Linked DNA regions of Homo sapiens: region 1 is linked to region 2. A link is a contact called in ENCODE Hi-C or POLR2A ChIA-PET data. All regions are on one chromosome and are shown on one strand. Each heading gives the region's core, a stretch centred on a gene start or an enhancer-like site at or near the end of the contact. The rest is flanking DNA. Distances are from core to core; before and after follow the strand shown.

The links. A loop is a pair of places that touch in the nucleus more often than their neighbours do. ChIA-PET counts read pairs that join two places held with the same protein, here RNA polymerase II (POLR2A). Pooled maps may share reads with other maps.
Region 1: a loop to region 2 is called in a pooled map, with 4 times the contacts of the local background. The contact joins the enhancer-like site here to the promoter of ZNF780A in region 2. A Hi-C loop is called at or near these places in 2 of 168 maps with a recorded cell type or tissue (Panc1 and endothelial cell of hepatic sinusoid) and 6 of 50 pooled maps. POLR2A ChIA-PET finds 5 or more read pairs at or near these places in 7 of 52 experiments (CD4-positive, alpha-beta T cell, GM12878, HEK293 and 4 more).

Annotation. Positions count from the first base shown.
Region 1 is chr19:40,139,681-40,147,134 of GRCh38, forward strand. No RefSeq gene overlaps it. Among named protein-coding and RNA genes, the nearest start is that of MAP3K10, 48 kb to the right of the region's middle. RefSeq lists enhancers at 4,823-4,972, 5,593-5,642. Within about 2 kb of position 4,116, at least 7 of the 41 ENCODE cell types and tissues checked have a DNase peak (open chromatin) inside an H3K27ac peak, as active enhancers do; they include GM12878, where a contact is called at or near this core.
Region 2 is chr19:40,088,806-40,096,121 of GRCh38, forward strand. ZNF780A (zinc finger protein 780A) reads right to left here and starts at 2,138. Exons shown (of 6, transcript NM_001142578.2): 1 at 2,101-2,138; 2 at 1,361-1,430. RefSeq lists enhancers at 1,871-2,412, 5,840-5,929 and a silencer at 1,960-2,289.

The DNA.
Region 1 (7,454 bases), core at 2,866-5,365, 53 kb after region 2:
CTCTGCGTTAACTTGCTCACCATCTGGCCCTCCCCACAGTCCCCATCATGTGGCCTAGCTTCCCCTAGAGCAAGTGGACCCAGAGGAGTGTGAGTGAGCCCCCTTGGAAGGGCATTCTCCAGTTCCTTTAAACCCTTCTGATGACTGAACCCCAGGCCAGTGCCTTCGAACCAGAACCATGTGGATAAGCTGCTCTCAAATACTTGACCCACAAAAAGTGTGTGAGACAATAAATGTTTACTGCTTTTACCTCCCAGATTTTCTTTTTGAAATTCAGAAAGTTGTTGTTGCACATAATGACGACTAGATGGCACCAGAATTCCAAGGATAGAAGCAGGCTGCCAGCATCATGAACTCAATTGCCTCTGAGTTTGTTTACAAATTTATTGCAATCCCAATACAGATATCATCAAGGGTTTTGTGTGTGTGTTTGTGTGTGTGTGTGTGTGTGTGTTTTCTTTTTTTGCCCCAGAGCTAGAAAGAAGCAGTAGCAGCCGTGGCTGCCACCAACTTAGGCAGTAGCTCTACCAAATACTTAAAACGATATAAGTGGCCAGGCGTGGTAGCTCATGCCTATAATCCCAGCACTTTGGGAGGCTGAGGCGGGTGGATCACCTGAGGTCAGGAGTTTGAGACCATCCTGGACAACATGATGAAACCCCATCTCTACTAAAAATACAAAAATTAACTGGGCATGGTGGTGGGCACCTGTAATCCCTGCTACTCGAGAGGCTGAGGCAGGAGAATCCCTTGAACCCGGGAGGCAGAGGTTGCAGTGAGCTGAGTTTGCACCATTGCACTCCAGCCTGGGTGACAAGAACAAAACTCCGTATCAGAAAAATTAAAAATAATAAAAATAATACAATAAAAATAAAACAATATGTGCCCTTGCCATGGTTGGGGCTAAAAAAAAAAAAGTAAATAAAAACAATATTTTAAAATGTGTTACTGATGCATAAATAAGCAGACAGATCAAAAGAAGGTTAGAAAATCCAAAGACAGAAGCAATTGCTGATGGAGATTTATATGATGATATAGTAATTTCTAATTCAGGAAGGGACTTTAGAAAAGGTTTTAATTTAGTAGTGTAGAAACAACTAGATGACCACGTGAAAACAAAGAAGCTTGAATGCATTTCCCACCCCATATACCAGATTAAATCCTAAACATATCAAAGATCTAAATGAAAAAACACAGCCTCACAGATAATAAAACACTGGTGAGTTCCCTCATTACCGGGGAGGGTGTAAATTTTCCAAACTATTACTCAAGATCCAGAAGCCATAAAAGAGAATTTTGTTAAATGACCAAACAAAAAAAAAACAAAAACCTTTTGCGTGGCCACAAAATAAGCCATACACAACCAAAAACTACAGATGACAAAATAAGAAAAATATTTACCACTTATATCACAGAAGAGAAAGAGTTAAAATCCCTAAAATATAAAGTGTCTAAAAATTAAGGGAAAAAAAACAAGAAACCTATTGAAAGCGGGCAAGATACATAAACAGAGAGTTCACGTTAAAAAATGCAAATGCCACCTAAATTTATAAAAATAGCCAGACACAGTGGCTCATCCCTGTAATCCCAGTACTTTCGAAGGGAAGGTGAGGGGATTGATTGATCCCAGGAGTTTAAGACCAGCCTGAGCAAGATGACAAGACCTTGTCTCTAAATAAAATAAAATAAATTAGCTGAGTGTGGTGGCACACACCTGTGATCCCAGCTACTCGGGATGCTGAGGTGGGAGGATGGGAGGACTGCTGGAGCCCAGGAGTTCAAGGCTGCAGTGAGCTATGATTGCACCACTGCACTCCAGCCTGTGTGACCGAGTAAGACCCTGTCTCAAAAAATAAAAAATAAAATATCACACCTGTAATCCCAGAATTTTGAGAGGCTGAGGCAAGCAGATCACCTGAGGTCAGGAGTTCAAGACCAGCCTGGCCAACATGGCATGGTGCATGCCATGTTGCAGCCAGGCAACATGGTGCAGCCAGGCATGGTGGCATGCACCTGTAATCCCAGCTACTCAGGAGGCTGAGGCAGGAGAATCGCTTGAGCCTGGGAGACGAAGGTGGCAATGAGCCAGCCGAGATTGTGCCACTCCACTCCAGCCTGACTGGCAAAGCAAGAGCCTGTCTCAAAAAATAAAAAATAAACTAAAGCTCAGCCTCACTCATAATAAAAGAAACACAATTAAAACTGCCCTGAGATCCTATTTCTCACCTAACAGATTAGCAAAAATCCAAATGTTGGACAGCCCTCTTGTTGGCAACGCTGTGGGGAAACAGGGACTCTTCCATTTTACTGATGGAATATAAAAAGATAAAACCTCCATGGAGGAGAATTTGGCAATATCTAGTGAATTTGCCCTTTGACTCAGCAATCCTACTTCTAGGAATTAGGTCCAAAGACACAGACAGAAATAGGAAACTTCATATGAACGTGCCTCTTCACTGGAGCCCTACGCATGATAGCAAAAAACTGGAAACTATTGCAATAGCCATGAAGAGGGTGCTGCTTAATTCAACTATGCTATATCCACAAATACAGAGCACTGTACAGCTGTGAAAATAAGATATATTAAGATTACATATATATGTGATGTGTGTGTATGTACAAGTGTGTACACACGTGTTTTTTTGTTTTGTTTTTTTGACTATTTGTTTGTTTTGTTTTGTTTTGAGACAGTCTTGCTCTGCCGCCCAGGCTGGAGTGCAATGGCACGATCTCAGCTCACTGTAACTTGCACCTCCCAGGATACAAGCCATTCTCCTGCCTCAACCTCCCTAGTAGCTGGGACTACAGGCACGTACCATGACGCCCTGCTAATTTTTGTATTTTTAGTAAAGATGGGGTTTTGTCATTTTTACCAGGCTGGTCTTGAACTCCTGACCTCAAGTGATCCGCCCACCTCAGCCTCCCAAAGGTCCTGGGATTACAGGCGTGAGCCACCACACCCGGCCCATGTGTACACACATATATAGTCACCTCCAAGATGTAGTTAAGTGAAAAAACCAAGGTGCAAATTGGTATGAACAGGATGTACCTTTTGCTCAATAGAGAGGAAAATGAATACATATGTTCATTGGTTTATATTTTCCAAGTAAATGGAATGTCAAAACAATTTTTGCGATTGGGACTCAATCACCCACAAAACAATGGTTTTGGTTTTTTGTTTTCTTGAGACAGGGTCTTGTTCTGTCACCCAGGATGGAGTGCAGTGGTATGATCACAGCTCACTGCAGCCTCCACTTCCTGGGCTCAAGCGATCCTCCCACCTCAACCTCCAGAGTAGCTGGGACTGCAGACGTGTGTGACCACGCCCAGCTAATTTTTTACTTTTTATAGAGATGGGGTCTCATTATGTTGCCCAGGCTAAAACAATGTCTTAAAGTAATTTAAGATATATTAATTTGACATAAATCCCTAATGGGGTATATCCTCCTGGAAAAAAAAGCACCATAAGAAAATCTTAAACTATATTTAGTCATCATATTACTAGTGATAGTATTGATATTTTAAAATTTTATATATGCACATATATATTCAGATATGCATATATATTCACATACTTCAAAACGTATGCTGATGTCACTACAATTCAAAATTCTCTTTTTTTCTTTGAGAATTCAACATTCTCTGAATAAGAAAAAAGAGGCATAATAATAACATTTTAGAAGTTGTAAAGGGCAAAACTAAACTATGGACACACATTTGGATAACTAATTACTATAAAGAAACACAGAGATGATTGCTATAAAAGTCAGGCTGGCCAGGCACGGTGGCTCACGCCTGTAATCCCAGCACTTTGGGAGGTCCAGGCGGGCGGATCACCTGAGGTCAGGAATTCAAGATCAGCCTGGTCAACATGGCGAAACCCCATCTCTACTAAAAATACAAAAAAATTACCTGAGTGTGGTGGTGCACATCTGTAATCTCGCTACTGGTGAGGCTGAGGCATGAGAATCACTTGAACCTGGGAAGTGGAGGTAGCAGTGAGCCGAGCTCATGCCACCTCACTCCAGCCTGGATGACAGAGTGAGACTCTATCTTAAAAAAAAAAAAAAAAAAAAGTCAGGCTGAGGGTTAATTTTGGTAGAGAGAAGGGAGGGGCTGGGCCTGGGCGCCTGGGCTAGGGCACGTGGAGAGGCTTATGAACAGCTGGCAAATTCTATTTCTTGACTTACATGTGGTTACAAGTGGCTTGCCTTAAAATAACACAATTTGTGTGTTTCGCTGAATTTCAGGAACTCCTATTTTAAGAACTTCCTGGGGTTTTTTTTTTTTTTTTAACAAAGAAATGTAGTACTTTGTTTTTTAAAAGGAAGATTTTTATTATATGAATCAATACCTAATAAATTAGAAGCAAAGCCTCTTGCAGAGAAAAAGATCCACCAATAAGGAGATCTGCGTTTCTTCAGGGGAAAAAAAAAATCATCTCCATCACAGAATTGAAAACAAAGGAATAATCGTACAGATTTGGGAAGCTGGGGACTTTGCCTTTGTTTTCCTTATTTTAAATTAGGAATGCTGGCTGATGAAATCAGAGCACCCTGTGAAAAGAACTGTACCAGACATCTTGATCAGCACCATTTTGGGCCTCTGCAATGTCAAATAAATTTGAATATATTTTTGCTTTTACAACGTTATGCTAGCTGTGAAACCACTTGAAATGCAGCATTTCCTGACAATGACAAAGCTCCTCCACGGGAAACTCTCTTTCTTTCTAATGTGTTAAGAAATAGACTTACATCAAAAAGAAAAGCATTCTCTATGAAACACAAACGCTTTGGAAGTGTCTAAAGGTGCCACAAAGGTTGCAATTCTCTCTCCACTTGCAAGAATTTTTTTTTTTTTTTCCCGAGATGGAGTCTTGCTCTGTCACCCAGGCTAGAGTGCAGTGGCTTGATCTCGGCTCACTACAACCTCCACCTCCCAGGTTCAAGCAATTATCCAGCCTCATCCTCCCAAGTAGATGGGATTACAGGCACATGCCACCATGCCCGGCTAATTTTTATTTTTAGTAGAGACGGGGTTTCACCATGTTTGCCAGGCTGGTCTCAAACTCCTGACCTAGTTGATCCACCCACCTCAGCCTCCCAAAGTGCTGGGATTACAGGCGTGAGCCACCAAGCCTGGCCTTTTTTTTTTTTTTTTTTTTTTTTTTTAAAGACAGGGTCTCACTCTGTTGGCCAGGCTGAAGTGCAGTGGTGTGATCTCGGCTCACTGCAACCTTGAACTCCTGGGCTCAAGTGATCCTCCTGCCTTGGCCTCCCAAGGTGCTGGGATTACAGGTACCAGGTGAGCCTTCACACCCGGCTCACTTACAAGATTATAGTGAGATCAAACGTGGAGAACTTCTGATCCAGATTCAAATGGTCTAGATTTATATTCTGGCTCCCTCACTTACTAGCTGCGTGACCTTAATCAAATCACTTAACCTCTCTGATTCTGTGACCACACACATAAAACTGAGATATGACAATGCCTACCTCCTAGAGGTTGTCATGAGAATAAACTGTTTTAACAGAAGTAAGACACTTAGGACAGGGCAAAGCTATCTTGAGCCTTACTAGGCCAAGGGACCAGAGAAGCTCAGATCCAAGCACTCCATACTGAGTGGCCATGCTGCAAAACTCCCACAAACCCCAAATCAACACAGATTGGCTGGGCAAGGTGGCTCGCACCTATAATCCCAGCACTTTGGGAGGCTGAGGTGGGTGGATCACTTGAGCCCAGGGATTTGAGACGAAAGAAAGAATGAGAGAGAGAGAGAGAAAGAGAGGAAGGAAGGAAGGAAGGAAGGAAGGAAGGAAGGAAGGAAGGAAGGAAGGAAGTTAGGAAGTTTATTCTCTTACTGTTCTGGAGGTCAGAAGCCAACAATCAGCTTCCCTGGGCAAGCAAACAAGAAAGAGAAAAGAAAGGAAATAACACAGATTTATTCTCTTACAGTTCTGGAGGTCAGAAGCCAGCAATCAGCTTCCCTGGGCTAAAGTCAAGTGGTTGGCAGGGCTGATTCTTTCTGGAGGCACTGAGGGAAGACCTTATGTCCTTGTCTTTTTAGCCACCCGTATCCCCTGGCTCGTGGCCCCCTCCTCCTTCTCCAAAAGTGGCCCTCGGCTGGGTGAGGTGGCTCATGCCTGTAATTCCAGCACTTAGGAAGACCAAGGCGGGTGGATCACCTGAGGTCAGGAGTTCAAGACCAGCCTAGCCAACATGACAAAACCCCATCTCCACTAAAAATATAAAAATTAGCCAGACGTAATGGTGAGCACCTGCAATCCCAGCTACTCAGGAGGTTGAGGCAGGAGAATTGCTTGAACCCAGGAGGCGGAGGTTGCAAAGAGCTGAGATCACACCACTGCACTTCGTCTCAAAAAACAAACAAACAAACAAACCCGCATCCCTCTAATGTTTGCTTCCATTGTCACATCGACATCCCTCTGACCAACTTCTCCTGTGTCCCTCTTGTAAGGATCTTTGTGATTCTATTCAGGACCCACCCAGGTAACCCAGGATCATTTCCCCAACTGAACAAACTTAATCACATCTGAGAGTCCATTTTGCCATATAAGGGAACGTTCACAGGTTCTAGGGATTAGGATGTATAAACCTTCTTAATTATTATTAATACTTAGCCAAGCCTTGTGGGGCAAGAGAAACTTTTTCTTTTCTTTTGTTTTTTGGTTTTGTTTTGTTGTTGTTGTTGTTGTTGTTTGTTGTTGTTGTTGTTTGAGATGAAGTCTCCCCCTGTCACCCAGGCTGGAGCTCAGTGGCACAATCTCAGCTCACTGCAACCTCCACCTCTGGGTTCAAGGGATTCTCATGCCTCAGACTCCCAAGTAGCTGGAATTATAGGAACCTGCCACCACACCCAGCTAATTTTTGTTTTTTAGTAGAGATGGGGTTTTACCATGTTGACTAGGCTGGTCTCAAACTCCTGACCTCAAGTCTGCCTCGGTCTCCCAAAATGCTGGGATTACAGGCATGAGCCACTGTGCCCAGCCATGTTTTTTTTGAGACTGAGTCTCACTCTGCTGCCCAGGGTGGAGTGCAGTGGTGCAATTTCAGCTCACTGCAAACTCCTCCTCCCGGATTCAAGCAATTCTCGTGCCTCAGCCTCCCAAGTAGCTGGGACTACAGGCACCCACCACCATGCCTGACTAATTTTTGTATTTTTAGTACAGATGGGGTTTTACCATGTTGGCCAGGCTGGTCTCGAAATCCTGACCTCAGGTGATCCGCCTGCCTCGGCCTCCCAAAGTGCTGGGCTTACAGGTGTGAGTCACCGTGCCCAAACTTTTTTGTTGTGTTTTGTTTTTGAGACAGGGTTTCCCTCTGTTGCCCAGGCTGGAGTGCAGTGGTGCGGTCACAGTTCACAGCAGCCTCAAACTCCCAAGCTCAAGTGATCCTCCCACTTCAGCCTCCCAAGTAGCTGAGACCATAGATGC
Region 2 (7,316 bases), core at 888-3,387:
TTACACAAGGGAATACTATTTAGCCATAAAAAGCAGGAAATTCTGTCATTTGCAAAAACATGGATGAACCTGGAGAACATCATATTAAGTGAAGTAAGCCAAGCACAGAAAGACATATGATCTCACTCTTCAGCCAAATCTAAAAAAGTTGATATCATAGAAGTGGAGAGTAGAATCGTATTTACAGATCTGGGGTAATGTGGGTGAGGGAGGAAGGAGGGCAGTGTTGACTGGGGAAATGTTGGTCAAAGGATACAAAATTTCAGGAAGATAAGAGAAATAAGTTCAGGAGATCTATTACACAACAGGGTATCTCCAATTAATAACAATATTCTGTAGTCTTGAAAAATGCTAGGAGGGTGGATATTAAGTGTTCTCACCACAAAAATGATAACTATGTGAGGTAATGCATTGTTAATTAGCTAGATTTAGTCATTCCACAATGTATACATACCATAAAACTTCATGTTGCACATGATAAATACATACAATTATATCTGTCGATTTAAAAAGAAAGAATTTCTGTCCTAGATCATTTGAGCCCCTCACTCATTTTCTTAATATACAACCAGCAGTCGCAATGAATCACATATTCCCAATGCTCCTGTTCTGTAGAGAGTCAAGGGGAATGACTTAAAATGACTACACAAAAAACAACAGTTAAAACATATTAAACATTATTATATGCCTAGCACTGCTCTAAGGGGCTTTACGATATTAATTCATTCTAATGACAGAACCAATATTCCAACCCAGATACTCTGGATCCACTCCCCTATTCTTAACCACAACAGTGTACTGCCTCTCACAGTACACACACACACACACACACACACACTCACACACACACGCCTAAAACACAACTGGAGCTGCCAAACCTCAGAGAGATCTGGCAAGTATTACAAATATCATCTCATGGACTCCCTGGAAAAATCCTGGCTCTTGTTGATACCAATTTCTGTGCGGTCACTTTTCCACTACCGAATGCCTCACAGGCAATGGAGATCATCCAACCATCTCCATTCTTCCCTGTTTTGAAAAGGAGGTCTGTAAAGACCAACTGATGTCTAGTGTGTGATTCCACCTAAACACTAATCTCCTCCTTCCCAAATATGGGTCTAAAATGGAGCTTTAATATTAACTACTGGAGGTGTATTTCTATACCAGCTTCGAAAAAGAGAGCGCACAGGAAGGTGTGAACGATTTGCCAAATTGTTTTGTGACTATTAAGTGGAAAGGTGAAGGAGGGGGCACGAATCAATTTGCATATCCCCCTAGTTTCACTGAAAATTTAAGGGGAAATCTCAATATTCTAAAATCAAAAACGCATGTCTTGAACAAATACAAAGCACAAACTCACCCTTGACTTTAGGTGTGCAGCAGTAACGCTCTCATCCTCCTCCAGGTCCTTCTTTTGGATAAAAATACGACTGGAGAAGGATACGGCAAGCGTGAGACTCCAGGCATTTCTTGGAGCGCAGACTAAGTTTGAAAACACCCTCCCTCCATAGCCACAATTTCCCTCACTTCACACGAAATAGGAAGGAAGTAAAAGGAAGAGGAATCGATTCAACCAGTACAACCAGTTTGGAGCTGGTTTCTGGGGACAGAGCTCTGAGGACGCTGTGGTTCTCAACATGTAGCTGCCCCCCTGGGGAACACTCGGGGGCACTTCTGCGCTTTCTTGTGTAAAGCTTCATTCTCGGCTCAATATCTGACCTCCCTACTGGGGCCATTCCTCTGCTGCAGTCCCCGCAGCTGTGAAGCGGAAAGAGGGAGGAAGCAGCAGGAGCCTAGGGGCACCGGCACAGTGTCACTCAGCAAAGTGCGCTGCGTCCACACGCCCTCCCGGGCCTGTGCATAGAACCTCACGCACACACTCACAGTCCCCTCCGTCACTCATGATCTCACAATCCCCCTCCTCTGATACCCGCGCACACACACGCCTGGGGATCCGGCAGATCCCGTCTGCACCCCCGGGTTCCTACTCTGAGCGCCTCCCCCTAGGCCACCCGCACTGTCGGGTCAGTCAGGCTGGAGCCCCAATCCGCAGAGATCTCCCGCAGCCACAGATCTCTTCCTCAGACGTGAAGACCTTACCCCGCTATGTCGTCGACCCCGGAGACCGGAAGTGGACTGGCGCGGTGGCCGCTGGGAAATACAGTCCCGAACAGAAAAAGCCTCAGAAGCCTTGAGCTGTGATCCGTTCAGGTTGATCCCAGCATACTATGGGGGCTGACCCCTAAGGGAGCCGAGCCTAGTGGATTCGTGGGAGTTCCAGCCCGCGGGGTGCACAGGTTGTTGCCATGAGCAAGGATCCCCATGTGAGAAGAGCGTTTCCCTCTCGGAGCGTCAGTATAATTTACTTTTTCTCTCCATGGAGAATGCAAATGAGCAGAACTTTTAAAGAAGAAAGAAGAATTTAAAGTAAAATTATGTCAACATGTAGGTGCTTTAACTCCTTTGTCTCAGACCCCAGCGATAGGCTTCCACTTCTCTGTGCTATTTGAAGGGGACTTAGGATAAATTTGAAAAGCTTGAACTAAAGAATTGGTTGGTTATATACTAGGAGAGGAAGTGTGGTTCACATTGGAGATTTCAGAATCAAATGTCCTGGATTCTTCGAGACAATGTTCCTGTTATCTGGAGAGAAAAACGTGATTCAGGACGACATGGAAACGGATAAAAATACACAGATAATTACTTGCCTTATCTTGAAGGATGAATAATTAACACTTTGTTAAAATAGTATAAACAAATGCAAAAAAGGGCTTGCTTTTCCTAGGAAGAGCCTGATTTCACTGTTGTAGTCTAACAATATTTAACTTTCAAAATCATTTTTCTAGTTTCCTATGCTACATAAGGAGGAAACATGTAATAATAAAGAGCAAAACGTCTTTTCATTCCAGAATTGTGACAGAAAACAAATAAGATGATTAACTCAACCATATCAATAATCACATTAAATGTAAATGGTCTAAACACCTTAATTTAAAAAGATTGTCAGATTGGATTTTTTAAAAAGTCAGACCCAAATGTGCATCAATGATAGACTGGATTAAGAAAATGTGGCACATATACACCATGGAATACTATGCAGCCATAAAAAGGATGAGTTCATGTCGTTTGTAGGGACATGGATGAAGCTGGAAACCATCATTCTGAGCAAACTATCGCAAGGACAGAAAACCAAACACCAAATGTTCTCAGTCATAGGTGAGAATTGAACAATGAGAACACTTGGACACAGGGTGGAGAACATCACACACCGGGGCCTATAGTGGGGTCGGGGGAGGGGGAAGGGATAGCATTAGAAGATATACCTAATGTAAATGACGAGTTAATGGGTGCAGCACACCAACATGGCACATGTATACATATGTAACAAACCTGCACTTTGTGCACATGTACCCTAGAACTTAAAGTATAATAAAAAAAGATAATTAAATAAATAAATAAACAAAAAGTCAGACCCAAATGGGTGCTACCTACAGGTAATATGTTAAATGAAAAGCACTAAAAGGTTAAGAGTAAAAGGATGGAAAAATATACACCATCCTAACACTAGTCAAAAGAAAGCTGGAGTGGCTTTATTAAAAACAAAGTAGACTCCGGACATAGACTATTACCAGAGATAAAGAAGGGCATAATAATGATAAAGGAGATAGCTCATCGAGTAGAAAAAAACAAACATAAATTTTGCTCCTAAAAGCAAAGCTTCTAAGTATGGGAAGAAAAATCTATTAGATCGAAAAGGAGACAGATCCACAATTATAGTCAGATATTTCAATATATCTCTCTTGGTAATTGATAGAACAAACACAGAAAAGCAACAGGGTATAGCAGATTTGAGCTACATATCAACTTACTTGATCTCATTTATATTTGAGAACACTCTCCTCAATGACAGTAAAATTCATCTATGTGGACAGGGGATACTTACCAGTATAGGCCATATTCTGGGCCATAAAACAAGTCTCAATAAATGTAAGAGGATTCGAGTCATACAAAGCATATTCTTTGACAAAAATGGAATTAAATTAGAACTCAATAATAGCTGAATATATAATATATTGTCCAAAGTAGTACAAATTCGAAAAGGTATGAATACTAAGGTAATTGAAATTATGTAATGTTTGAAAAATTCCTGTATTAATTATAATATTCTGTTATATCCTAAAGGGTGAAACAATAACATATATACGTTAAAGCAAAATAACAATTTTGTAGTAAGGAAAAAAATTTTTAAGCTATTTATGTTGACTAAACATTAGAATAAAGCGGAGAATAATTATATTTAAGTATATTCTGATACTTTAATCGATTTCCTAACCAATATCACCATTCTTTTTAAGTATTTTCTTTCAATGTGGTCTATTATTTTTAAATTTTGATAAAATTTTATGCAATCTTCAATGTTGGACTTTATGTTTAATAAACTCAAAATTATAGCTACCTTCAAATGACTCTTCTCTGAACACCATACTTTTTAAACTGAGATATATACTCTGTATATACTAAGGTAACCAGAAGTCTCAGAATATATCCAATGAAATGGAAGATATCCTCACAAGTATTGTGAATATTGAATATGGAAAAATTAGATTGCAGTTCATATTCTTGTAGTTAATGTATCTTGCCTTCAAGGTACATCTCTTTTTTTGCCATCTCTTTTTTGTACCCTAAGAAGGGTACATTTCTTTGATAATTATCTTTACAAGGCAAACATATTGGTTCTATTTATGATTCCTTTGAATGTTAAGCCAAATTTAGATGCTGCAGTAACATAAGGCTTCTCAACTGCGCTCCATTCTGACACAAATTGCAAATTGATCCAGTTAAAAATTGGAGCATCATCAAAAGACTATTCCCATAGCTGAAGAAATTCCTCAGTAAAATTGAAGAATTTCAAAATTAAATCCTGTATGCCATCTGATATTTCATGACTTAATTCATTCAGTTTCTTTCTTAATTTGTAGGACTAAATCCCATTGTCTTCATGTTGGCCAGTTCTGATAACTGAAATTCAGTTGAATTTCTATGTTGAATAGGAGTGGTAAGAGAAGACATCTTTGTCTTGTGCCAAATCAACACAATCTTAAACAACCAAAGGATTAAAGAATGAATACAAAAATTTAGAAAATATTTTAGATAAATACAAATAAAAACACATGTTACCAAAGTTTATGATATGCTTATTACTAAGAGAAAAATTTATAGCTCTACATGCCTATATAAAAGAAGAAAGATGTCAAATCAACAACCTAACTGTACAACTTTAGGAATTAGAACATGAAAAATAGCAAAACAATAAATAAATAGAAGACAAGAAAGGAAGGAAATAATAAAAATAAGAGTGGAGTTAAATAGAGAATAGAAAAATAATACAGAAAAATTACAAAATTAAAAGTGGTTCTTTGAAAAGATCAAAAGAAGTAGCAAAATCTTAGCTGGATTGACTGAGAAAAAAATAGAAAAGACTCAAATTACTAAAGTCAGAGGTGAAAGTGGAGACATTACTAACCTTACAGAAATGAAAATGATTATAGAAGAATATTATAAACAATTGTATGCCAACAAAATAAACTAAATGGAAAGGAACAATTCTTTTTTTGCAATATTTATTTATTATTATACTTTTAAGTTCTGGGATACATGTGCAGAATGTGCAGGTTTGTTACATAGGTATACACGTGCCATGGTGGTTTGCTGCACCTATCAACCTGTCATCTACATTAGGTATTTCTCCTAATGCTATCCCTCCTCTAGTCCCCCACCCCCGACAGGCCCCAGTGTGTGATGAGGAACAATTCTTTACACAAACTGTCACTGATTCAAGAAGAAATAGAAAATCTTAAGAGGAGTGATGTCAGCAAGATTGGAGAATGGGACTTTCCAGCACTTAGCCCTCACATCAATTTAAACATCTGTTTACTCATGAACAAACTTTCACAAGAGCTAAAGTATCCAAGTAAGAGATTAGAGCACCTTGCTGTAGCACAGAAACAGGAAAAGATACATTAAAGAGGCTAAGAAGGAGCGTTTTGCATTACCTAGTCCATCACTCTCCCAAGCCCAGCCCAGAAATTATAGTGTGGTGAGATACCCTCCGTGTTAGAGGATGAATAAAGTGAACACCAACTTTGCTGTGGACCCTGGCAGCAGGACTACTCCACTGAAACCCAATGACCAGCTGGCCCCCTTGACCCAAACTCCAAGGTGGCACCCTCAGCTCCAGGCACAAAGCTGGCACCCACAGATCCAAGCTCCAGGATAACCCCCATGGATACAGGCTGTCAGCCTACCCAGCCCCTGTGGCTCCAGTCTCTAAGCTGGCTCCCATGGTCCTACACTCTGACAAACCCAGGGTTCAAACCCACTCCACCGCATCCAATATCCAGACCTGGCCCAGGAGACCCCAAGTGCCAGGCCAGCTCCTAGAGACCAAAGCTTTAGAACCACACCTAAAAACACAGGCTCCAGGCTGGCCTCCATATCCCTAGGACAGCACCCACAGCCTCAAGCTTCAGACTGACCCCTGTGGAATCCAGACCCAAATATGCCCCAGACCAGACCCAAGCTCCAGGCTGGTTCTTGTGACCCTATGCTCCAGTGGACCCAGGGTCCACGCCTGCCCAAGCGGATCCTGGAAGCAGGGTGACCCCTATGAGCTCAAGACCAAGGCATATTATGGGCCTATGTCCAGACCACCCCAGCACCAGGTCAACCTCTGTGGACCCAGACTTCAGGCTGGTTCCCATGGACAGTCCTCAGGCCTATCCATTTGTTGACCCTGGCACCAGACCAGCATGTCTGATAACTTCAGCAGTAATCCCACCCACAAACTTCTCTATACAGCCCACCCAATATCTCTGATGAAGGGCTTTCACTACCAAAGCTAGTCTGTAAAGACTAGAAGGGATGCCTACTTCTTCAAATGTTCAACACCAAAGCAAGTTCACAAAGATCATGAATAATTAAGAAAACATGACACCAACACAAATCAAAATAAACCATCAGTAACCAACTCTAAAGAAATGAACATTTACAAAATGCCTGGCAAAGAATTCAAAATGACTGTTTTAAAGAAACTCAGTGAGCAAACAAGAGAATACAGATAAACACTAAACAAAATCAGGAAAATGATATAGGAACAAAATTAGAAGTTCAAAAAAGAGATAGAAAACATAGCAAATTTTTGCAAACAAAAATTCTGGAACTAAAGAACACAATAACAGACTGAAAAATTCCATAGAATGCCTGAAGAGCAGACTTAAGCAGAATAAAGAATTAATGAGCTTGAAGACAGGTCATTT